2 separate regions of the Homo sapiens genome follow, and region 2 is linked to region 1. A link is an interaction called in ENCODE POLR2A ChIA-PET data of the cell type or tissue named here. Cell type or tissue: B cell. All regions are shown on one strand. Links, peaks and the distances in the headings refer to the core of each region. The heading gives the core; the rest is flanking DNA.

Evidence for each region. ChIA-PET counts read pairs that join two places held together with the same protein. Peaks named below come from ENCODE experiments on the same cell type or tissue, not always from the same donor. Only the 100,000 strongest peaks of a DNase experiment are listed, where the experiment ranks them.
Region 2: POLR2A ChIA-PET joins it to region 1 with 8 read pairs; 2 of 35 experiments call an interaction of 5 or more read pairs at or near these places.

Annotation. Positions count from the first base shown.
Region 1 is chr11:119,328,353-119,332,744 of GRCh38, forward strand. No RefSeq gene overlaps it. Among named protein-coding and RNA genes, the nearest start is that of RNF26, 4.0 kb to the right of the region's middle. In B cell, for the core only: no CTCF peak of the experiment used is centred there; no DNase peak of the experiment used is centred there.
Region 2 is chr11:118,769,222-118,773,613 of GRCh38, forward strand. The region is part of intron 4 of DDX6 (DEAD-box helicase 6); the gene reads right to left. Among named protein-coding and RNA genes, the nearest start is that of DDX6, 20 kb to the right of the region's middle. In B cell, for the core only: no CTCF peak of the experiment used is centred there; a DNase peak (open chromatin) is centred at 2,491; H3K4me3 peaks cover 1,215 bases; H3K27ac peaks cover 3,440 bases.

The DNA.
Region 1 (4,392 bases), core at 177-4,176:
AGTGGGCCAAGATCATGCCACTGCACTCCAGCCTGGGTGACAGAGTGAGACTCTGTCTCAAAAAAAAAAAAAAAAAAAAAGTCAACATTATACAAAAACGGTATACTCAAAGGAGTGTCACTTCCTCCCCATCCCTTCCATTCCATTTCTCCACCCGCCACCCCTTGAAGTAATTAATGTTATTTCTGGTTTAACCTTCCTGTGTTTTTATTTTTTCAAAATTAAGCAGCTATCAAGAGAATAAGAAGACAAGCTACACACTGGGAGAAAATATTTGAATAGACACATCTGATAAAGGACTGTTATCCAAAATATACAAAGGACTCTTTTTTTTTGTTTCTTTTTAATACAGATTCTCACTGTGTTGCCCAGGCTGGAGTGCAATGGCTATTCGCAGGTATGAGCCCACTACTGATCGCCACAGGATTTTTGATCTGCTCTATTTCTTTTTTCTTTTCTTTTTACTTTTTTTTTTTTTTTTTTTTTTGAGGCAGAGTCTCACCCTGTCACCAGGCTGGAGTGCAGTGGTACGATCTCGGTTCACTGCAACCTCTGCCTCCCAGGTTCAAGCGATTCTCCTGCCTCAGCCTCCCAAGTAGCTGGGACTACAAGCGTGTGCCACCATGCCCAGCTAGTTTTTGTATTTTTTTTAGAGATGGAGTTTCACCATGTTGGCCAGGATGGTCTCTATCTCTTGACCTCGTGATCTGCCCACCTCGGCCTCCAAAAGTGCTGGGATTACAGGCATGAGCCACCATGCCCGGCCGATCTGCTCTATTTCTGACCTGGGCTGATTCACCCTTCCTTAGGCAACCTGGTGGTCACCCATTCCTGGGAGGTTACCACATTGATGCCGAACTTAGTGCAGACCCCTATTGGTATAGTGCACTACAGCCCAGAACTCCTGGGCTGAAGTGGTCCTCCTGCCTTAGCCTTCTGAGTAGCTGGGACTGTAGGTCTGGCATAAAAGAAACTCTTAAAACTTAAAAATAAGAAAACAACCCAATCTAAAAGTGGGTCCCAAACCTTGACACCTTGTTAAAGAAGATATACAGATAGAAAATAAGCATATGAAATGATGCTCCACACTATATACTGTCAGGGAAATGTAAACTAAAACAGCAGCGAGATACCATTACATACTCATTAGAATGGCCCAAATCCAAAACTGACACTGCAAAATGCTGAGGAAGATGTGCAGCAGCAGGAATTATCACTCATTGCTGGTGGGAATGCAAGACGGTACAGCCACTTTAGAAGACAGTTTGGTGATTTCTTGCAAAACTAAAAATACTCATGCTATATTTATGATCCAGCAATTGTGTTCCTTGGTATTTACCCAAATGAGTTGAAGACTTATGTCCACCTGAATGCACATGAATGTTTATAGCAGACCTTATTCATCATTCCCAAACCTGGAAGCAACCAAGATGTCATTCAATTGATGAATGGATAAATTAGCTAGTACATCCAAACAATGGAATATTGTTTAGTGCTAAAAAGAAATGGGCTATGAAAAGATATGGAGGAAACTTAAATCCATATTGCTAAGAGAAAGAAGCCAATCTGAAAAGGCTACATACTGTACGATTTCAACTATATGACGTTCTACAACAGGTAAAACTATGGAAACAGTAAAAAGATCAGTGGTTGCCAGGAGTCTGGGGGGAAGGAGGGATGAATAGGCACAGCACGGAGAATTTTTAGGGCAATGAAACTATTCTCTATAACACTGTATGATGGATAAATGTCATTAAACATTTGTCAAAACCCATAGAATGTACAACACCAAGAGTGAACCCTAATGTAAACTGTGGACTTCAGTTCATAATAAAGTATCAATAGTGGCTCATCACTTGTTTAAAAAAATATCCAAATGAGCAGTATTTTGGTTACACTTTTATCAATATTATTCATATTAAACAACCATCTCAAATATCTGTGGGTAGTGCACATGCAAGGGTAATTTGATTTTCCATTTGAGACCATAATTTGCTCTTTGTGAATCTTCTTAACGCTGCTCAGTCTTCTAGTTTCCCCTTCCTTCCTTCCTTCCCTCCCTTTCCTTCCTTTCTTCCTTCTTTCCCTTCTTCCCCCTCCTCTCTCTCTTTCTTTGTCTCTTCCTTCCTTCTTTCTTCTTTCTTTCTTTGCCTTTCTTTCTTTCTCTCCTTCCTTCCTTCTTTCTTTTTTTTTCTCTCTCTCTCCCTTTTCTTTCTCTCCTTCCTTCCTCTCTCTCTCTCTCTTTCTCTTTTTCTCTCTTTCTTTCCAGAATCTCAACCCTGTTGCCCAGGCTGGAGTAAAGTGGTGCAATCACAGCTCACTGCAGCCTCGACTTCCCAAATTCAGGTGATTCTCCCACCTCAGCTTCTCGAGTAGCTGAGACTATAGGCACATGCCACCATGCCCAGCTAATATTTTGTATTTTTAGTAGAGACAGGGTTTCGCCATGTTGCCTAGGTTGGTATTGCACTCCTGGGCTCAAGCGATCCGCCCACCTTGGCCTCCCCAAGTGCTGGAATTTCAGGTGTGAGCCATGGTGCCCAGCCCTTCTAGTTTCTTGTCTAAATTAAACCGACTTGTTTTAACAGCATTTAGCCAGCATTCCCATCATGTATCCAAGAGCAGTTGTAAGGTCAGTTGTGATACAGTTTTTTCCAAGATATTTCATCTTTGGGCACATCCAGAATATTGCATATAATCTTTTTATTTTTCCAAAAATGCCATTATTATCAGCACAATTAGGCTGTGTCTTCTAATAACAAGTTCAACTATGTGCCATACAGGGGACATGTCACCAAAAAAATGCTTCTAGATTTTTGGCCAAAATCCTGGCTTGTTCATCTTTATTATCTTTACTAACCATGTCATTACTGTTATCATCGACTTGCCCTTGACAGTCTTTTAAATCAAAGACTAAAATTGCAAGTAGGTTTTTTCCTTAGTGCAAAACTAGGGAAAACTAGTTTTTCCTTAAGTCAAAACTAGAATATAGCTAGTTAAATACACATGCGTGTTTTCTCTATATTTACATATATGCAAATTTAAAGATAAATAGGAATTAATATTGAAAAATGTTCCTCAGCCACATTGCACAAACCACGTTAATTTCTTTTCTTCTTTCTTTCCTTTTCTTTTCTTCTTTTTCTTTCTTTCTTTTTTTTTTGTAAGATGTGTAGGACAGAGTCAGCACGGTGGCTCACGCCTGTAATCCCAACACTTTGGGAGGCCGAGGCAGGCAGATCACTTGAGGCCAGGAGTTCAAGACCAGCCTGGCCAACATGGTGAAACCCCGTCTCTACTAAAAATACAAAAGTTAGCTGGGTGTGGTGGTGCACGCCTGTAGTCCCAGCTACTGGGGGAGACTGAGGCACAAGAAGCACTTGAGCCTGGGAGGTGGAGGTTGCAGTAAGCTGAGCTCGTGCCACTGCACTCCCGCCTGGGTGACAGAGCGAGACTGTCTCAAACAAGTGCAGAAGAGCTGAAGAGCTTCTTCGGGCCTGAACCGTGTTGTTTGCAGAGCTGACGTTTGGGGCTATAGGCTTTTCCGTACCAGTAACGAGCACTGGATCCTGACTGATAGAGGACCCAGGTGCTCCTTTATGGAGACATTTGTTGTCTATGTTTGTAATACTTGGGGTCCTCTCAAGCTTGGGTGGCACTGGGAGGGAACAGGGTGGAGGGTACAAGGATGAAAGCAAACCTTCTGTGACTGTATCTTTTTATAAAGTTTTGACTTTGGGACCCTGTAAATGATTTGCATAATTAAAAAACAAAATAAAAAAAACCAACCTAAAACATGGCAATAATATAGATTTTACTGAATGCTTGATGAGGAGACGATGGGGAGGGCCGTAATATACACAATAGCACAAAACAAAACCCCTGAATTAGACATTCTTTTCTGGTTTTTCCAATCTCTTAATCCTCAGTCCTTCATAGTCTCTAAAAATCCCTTCTATTGTCCCAGCTAGAATCTTACGCTGAGCAAAACAAAACTAAACAAAAAAACCCCTGAAGTTAGCACAACAGCAGAAACCAGCTGCCACCAGAGCAGGCCTCCAGAGGGCTTTACACTACATCTTCCATTAGAAAATACTGCAAGGATAGGGCTTCTAGGTGTTCAGCTTTCTCAATATCTGGCTTATTTTCTTCTCAATCCCTGGGACTAACATTGTCAAACAATTTGAACTGCCTCCCCAAAGCCAGTTGGAGTCTTTGTCCCTGCCCAAAGCAGGATTACCTGCTAGGTTTCCTGGGAGTCAAGGGTTGTGGCTCATTAAAGAGGGCTTTGGATTAGTGAGTCTCAAATCACTCAAAGGGGAGGTCTTGGTCCTAAACGAATGGAAATTCTCTCTTAGAGGATCCTGCCAACTCTGAGAAGGACTTTACATG
Region 2 (4,392 bases), core at 276-4,275, 560 kb before region 1:
TAGCTTGGACACCTCATCCCTGCAACAAAACACGAATAGGCTGGGAAAGTTTAACCTCAGGTCCTATTTGTCATTTATTTATATAATAAGTAAATCTCCAATGTCTGTCCCACAGCCTACTTCTCTGTTCTGTAATGTGCTCTCTATTGAAGGTTCAATTCTATTGCAGCTACCTCAAATACGGTCACATCACTAAAGGTGACCTCTCATTTTAATATTTGGCTTACTTTGTTATCTATTTTGCAAATAATAACAGTAGTTCATACTAACTTAAATTTCCCAGACAACAGCAAAGGATTCCCAAAAGTTACTTAAAAATAAATAGACATATACAAAGAGAGGTCAGGAGTTCAAGAACAGCCTGGGCAACATGGCAAGCACCCCCACTCTTTGCAAAAACAAAACAAACAACAACAACAAACTATAAAATACAATAGATCGTTGAAAAAGCTTGATCGTTGAAAAATTGTTAAAAGGAAATTATGTGGAATTTTTTTTTTTGAGACAGAGTCTCGCTCTGTCGCCCAGGCTGGAGTGCAGTGGCACAATCTCGGCTCACTGCAAGCTCTGGCTCCCGGGTTCACGCCATTCTCCTGCCTCAGCTTCCTGAGTAGCTGGGACTACAGGTGCCCGCCACCACACCCGGCTAATTTTTTTTTTGTATTTTTAGTAGAGACGGGGTTTCACCGTGTTAGCCAGGATGGTGTTGATCTCCTGACCTCGTGATCCACCCGCTTTGGCCTCCCAAAGTGCTGGGATTACAGGCGTGAGCCAGCGCGCCGGGCCATGATGTGGAATTTTAATTTTTTTTCTTTTTTTTTTGAGACAGAGTTTCGCTCTTGTCACTCAGGCTGGAGTACAATGGTGCGATCTTGGCTCACTGCAACTTTCGCCTCCTGGTTCAGGCGATTCTCCTGCCTCAGCCTCCCGAGCAGCTTAGATTAACGGCGTGTGCCACCACACCCAGCTAATTCTTGTATTTTTAGTAGAGACGGGGTGTTTCACCATGTTGGCCAGGCTGGTCTTGAACTCATGACCTCAGATGATCCACCGACCTCGGCCTCCCAAAGTGTTGGGATTACAGGCATGAGCCACTGTGTCTGGCCTGAATTTTTAATTTCTAAAACTAAGATACTAGGAACCAAATTCACAGTCACTGACATTTGTCCCTTCTATGCCTGGGCTAACGACAAAAACAAACAAACAAACAAAAAACAGCTTTAGCCCTTTAAAGCTGCTATTGGTAGAAATGACTAAATAAGCAGGATGACTTCCATCTCCCACGACAACACTCTTTCTACCTAGAGCTCCAATCACAGGATATAAATGGGTTCCATATGGTCAGAACAACACAGCTGCCAGAACAACTGTGAAAATATTGTTGTTGGCTGGGAACGATGGCTCATGTCTGTAATCCCAGCACTTTGGGAGGCTGAGGTAGGCAGATCACCTGAGGTCAGGAGTTCGAGACCAGCCTGGCCAACATGGTGAAACCCCATCTCTGTTAAAAATACAAAAATGGTCATGGTGCGCACCTGTAGTCCCAGCTACTTGGGAGCCTGAGGTAGGAGAACTGCTTGAGCCCAGGAGGAGGAGGTTGCAGTGGGCCAAGATTGCGCCACTGCACTCCAGCCTGGGCAATGGAGCAAGACTCAGTCTCACAAAAAAAAAAAAAAAGAGAGAGAAAAGAAAAGAAAATACTGTTGTCTTGTTCTTACAGCCAGCATTAAAGACTCTGCTTATTAAGGTAAAGCAAACAAAGAAGAAAACCTTGGCTTTAACCCTTTGGTCTTAAATTTCTTCCCTCATCACAGATAAGTGAACCATTATTTCCAGTTGTTCCAGAGGCTCCCATTACCCTGTCACCTCAGGTTTTCTCTTTTGTGGTTCTGTGGTGCCAGTAGTCTGTAGTTTTTAACAGGCTGCCTGCACACTACTCAGTTTTACAGTATTGAAAAAGTAAGATAGGTGGTCTCTGATGGTCTCATAACGACTTGCTGGGTCAGGTTCTTTAAAGTGTAAACCTTTTTTTCAATCAAGTGAGGCAGAACAGAATTAGACTAGAGGTATCCTAATCCCCCTTTTCAGTTCATCTTTTGACTGACTTGATTAAGGCCATTGACTTCTATTCCTTTGCCCTCTTTGACAGGGATTATACCCTACAAAAACTGTTCAAGGATAAAGCTTTAACAAAGTACATGTGATAGACTGTAAGTTAAGACACCCTGATATTTTGCCTTATATGATGGCCATTATGATTAACAGTCAGTGAATTCAGCACATCCACACTGCCTCTTACCAGTGTTTCTCAGGAAATAATGAAAAGCAAGAGAATTCAAGTCAAGTTCAAAAAGCTGTGAAATACAAGAGGAAATTATGAGGAACTGCCAGGGAGAAGGCAAAGGAGGAAGGAAACGAAAACTTTTTTTAAAACTTACTATGTGCTCAGCACAACTTTCAAGTTAGGTACTTTGTTTTACAACTGACAAAATGGATCCTAAACAGGATTAGTTTGCCCAAGGTCACAAAGCAAGAAATGCTTTAGCCAGTATTTGAACTTAGATCTGCACATAACATGTAGGCAAGAAGTTGGAGAAAATGGAACTCTCATACACTGCTAGTGGGAATGTACAGCTACGCTGGAAACCAGCCTTGCAGTTCCTCAAAAGGTTAAAAAGAGTTACCATATGAACTAGCAATTCTAGGTATACAGCGAAGAGAAATAAAAACATCTCCACACAAAAACCTGCACCTGAATTTTCATAGCAGCATTATCCTTAATAGCCAGTTCCTTCTATGTTTTTTTTTATAATAGTACAAACTTTATTCATAAATAAAACTTCATAAGGTTAAAGCAGGGTCAGTTCCTATTTTAAAAAGGGAACAGGGGAAGGCAGCCTGCTATTTTATTTAAAATCACAAGTTAGGTTTTTCAGACGGATGACAGTTGAGATCATTAAATCCCCTTCCTACTTCTCAGATTTTCACAAAATAGCACATTAAATCCTCAGTCCTTGGAAAACAACCCCAAATGTCTACCAACTGATGACTGGATAAATCAGAAGTAATAGAGCCATACAATAAAATATTATTCAGGAAAAAGGAATGGAATATTGATACAAGCTACAACACAGATGAACTCGGAAAACATTACGCTAAGTCAAAGAAGCCAGTCACAAAAAAAACACATACTATAGGATTCTATTTATATGACATGTCCAGACTAGGCAAAGCTAGAATGACAGAAAGTATACCAGTGGTTGTTTAGGGGTGTGGGAAAATGAGGTGTGACTGCTAAAAGGGTTTCTTTTGTGGGACTGATCAAAATGTTCTAAAATTTATTGTGGTAATGGTTGCAGAACTCTAAATGCACTAAAAAGCATTAAATTGTATACTTTTGATGTGTGATGTCATTTATATCTCAATAAAGCTATTACCCCCAAAAAACAAAACCCCAAAAAACCAACCCCACAAGCTTAGGGCTGACATCTGCCACCTTAGGTCTCCAAATTCACATTCACTGTAACGTTTAGATAATGACTGAAGAGTATTTGTTGTGTTTTGGTTACTCTAGTATCCCTTTACTAAGTAACACCCCAATTTCCTTCTAAGGAATTACATATGCCCTGGTCTCCCCTGTCCCAACAGACCAAGCCTCACCAATTTTCTAAGCCAAGTGGTAGACACATAGCCCACACTGGGCCAGCGGAATGTTGCCTCCTAAGAATCTAAATTGTTATAGTGCATCCATTACAGCTTCCTAAGTCCTTCAGAGCTATCTCAATTCTTAGTCATTTCCAAGTATGTTTCTCTAGCCTTCTCAATCTTGTGAATTCCCGTTATTTTTCCAATAAATTTCCTTTTGCTTAAGTTAGATCGAGTTGGTTTCTGATGCCTATAATTAAAGAATGGTTTATTTTCCAATCTCCTAGCATTGAGAGGCATTTTACAAAAGTGTGGTACCAACAAAAGCTCAACATCACCCAACTAGCTGCATTTACACTGACTGCTTCCTCTTATTTTCCAAACCTTAATTTCCAAGAGGGAAAAAAAACCTATGGTTAAAGGCCGGGCGCGGTGGCTCACGCCTGTAATCCCAACACTTTGGGAGGCCGAGGTGGGCAGACCATGAGGTCAGGAGATGGAGACCATCCTGGCTAACATGGTGAAACCCCGTCTCTACTAAAAAAATACAAAAAAATTAGCCGGGCGTGGTGGCAGGCGCCTGCAGTCCCAGCCACTTGGGAGGCTGAGGTAGGGGAATGGCGTGAACCCAGGAGGCAGAACTTGCAGTGAGCCAAGATTGCACCACTGCACTCCAGCCTGGGCGACAGAGCGAGACTCTGTCTCAAAACAAAATAAAACAAAACAAAAAAACAACCTATGGTTACT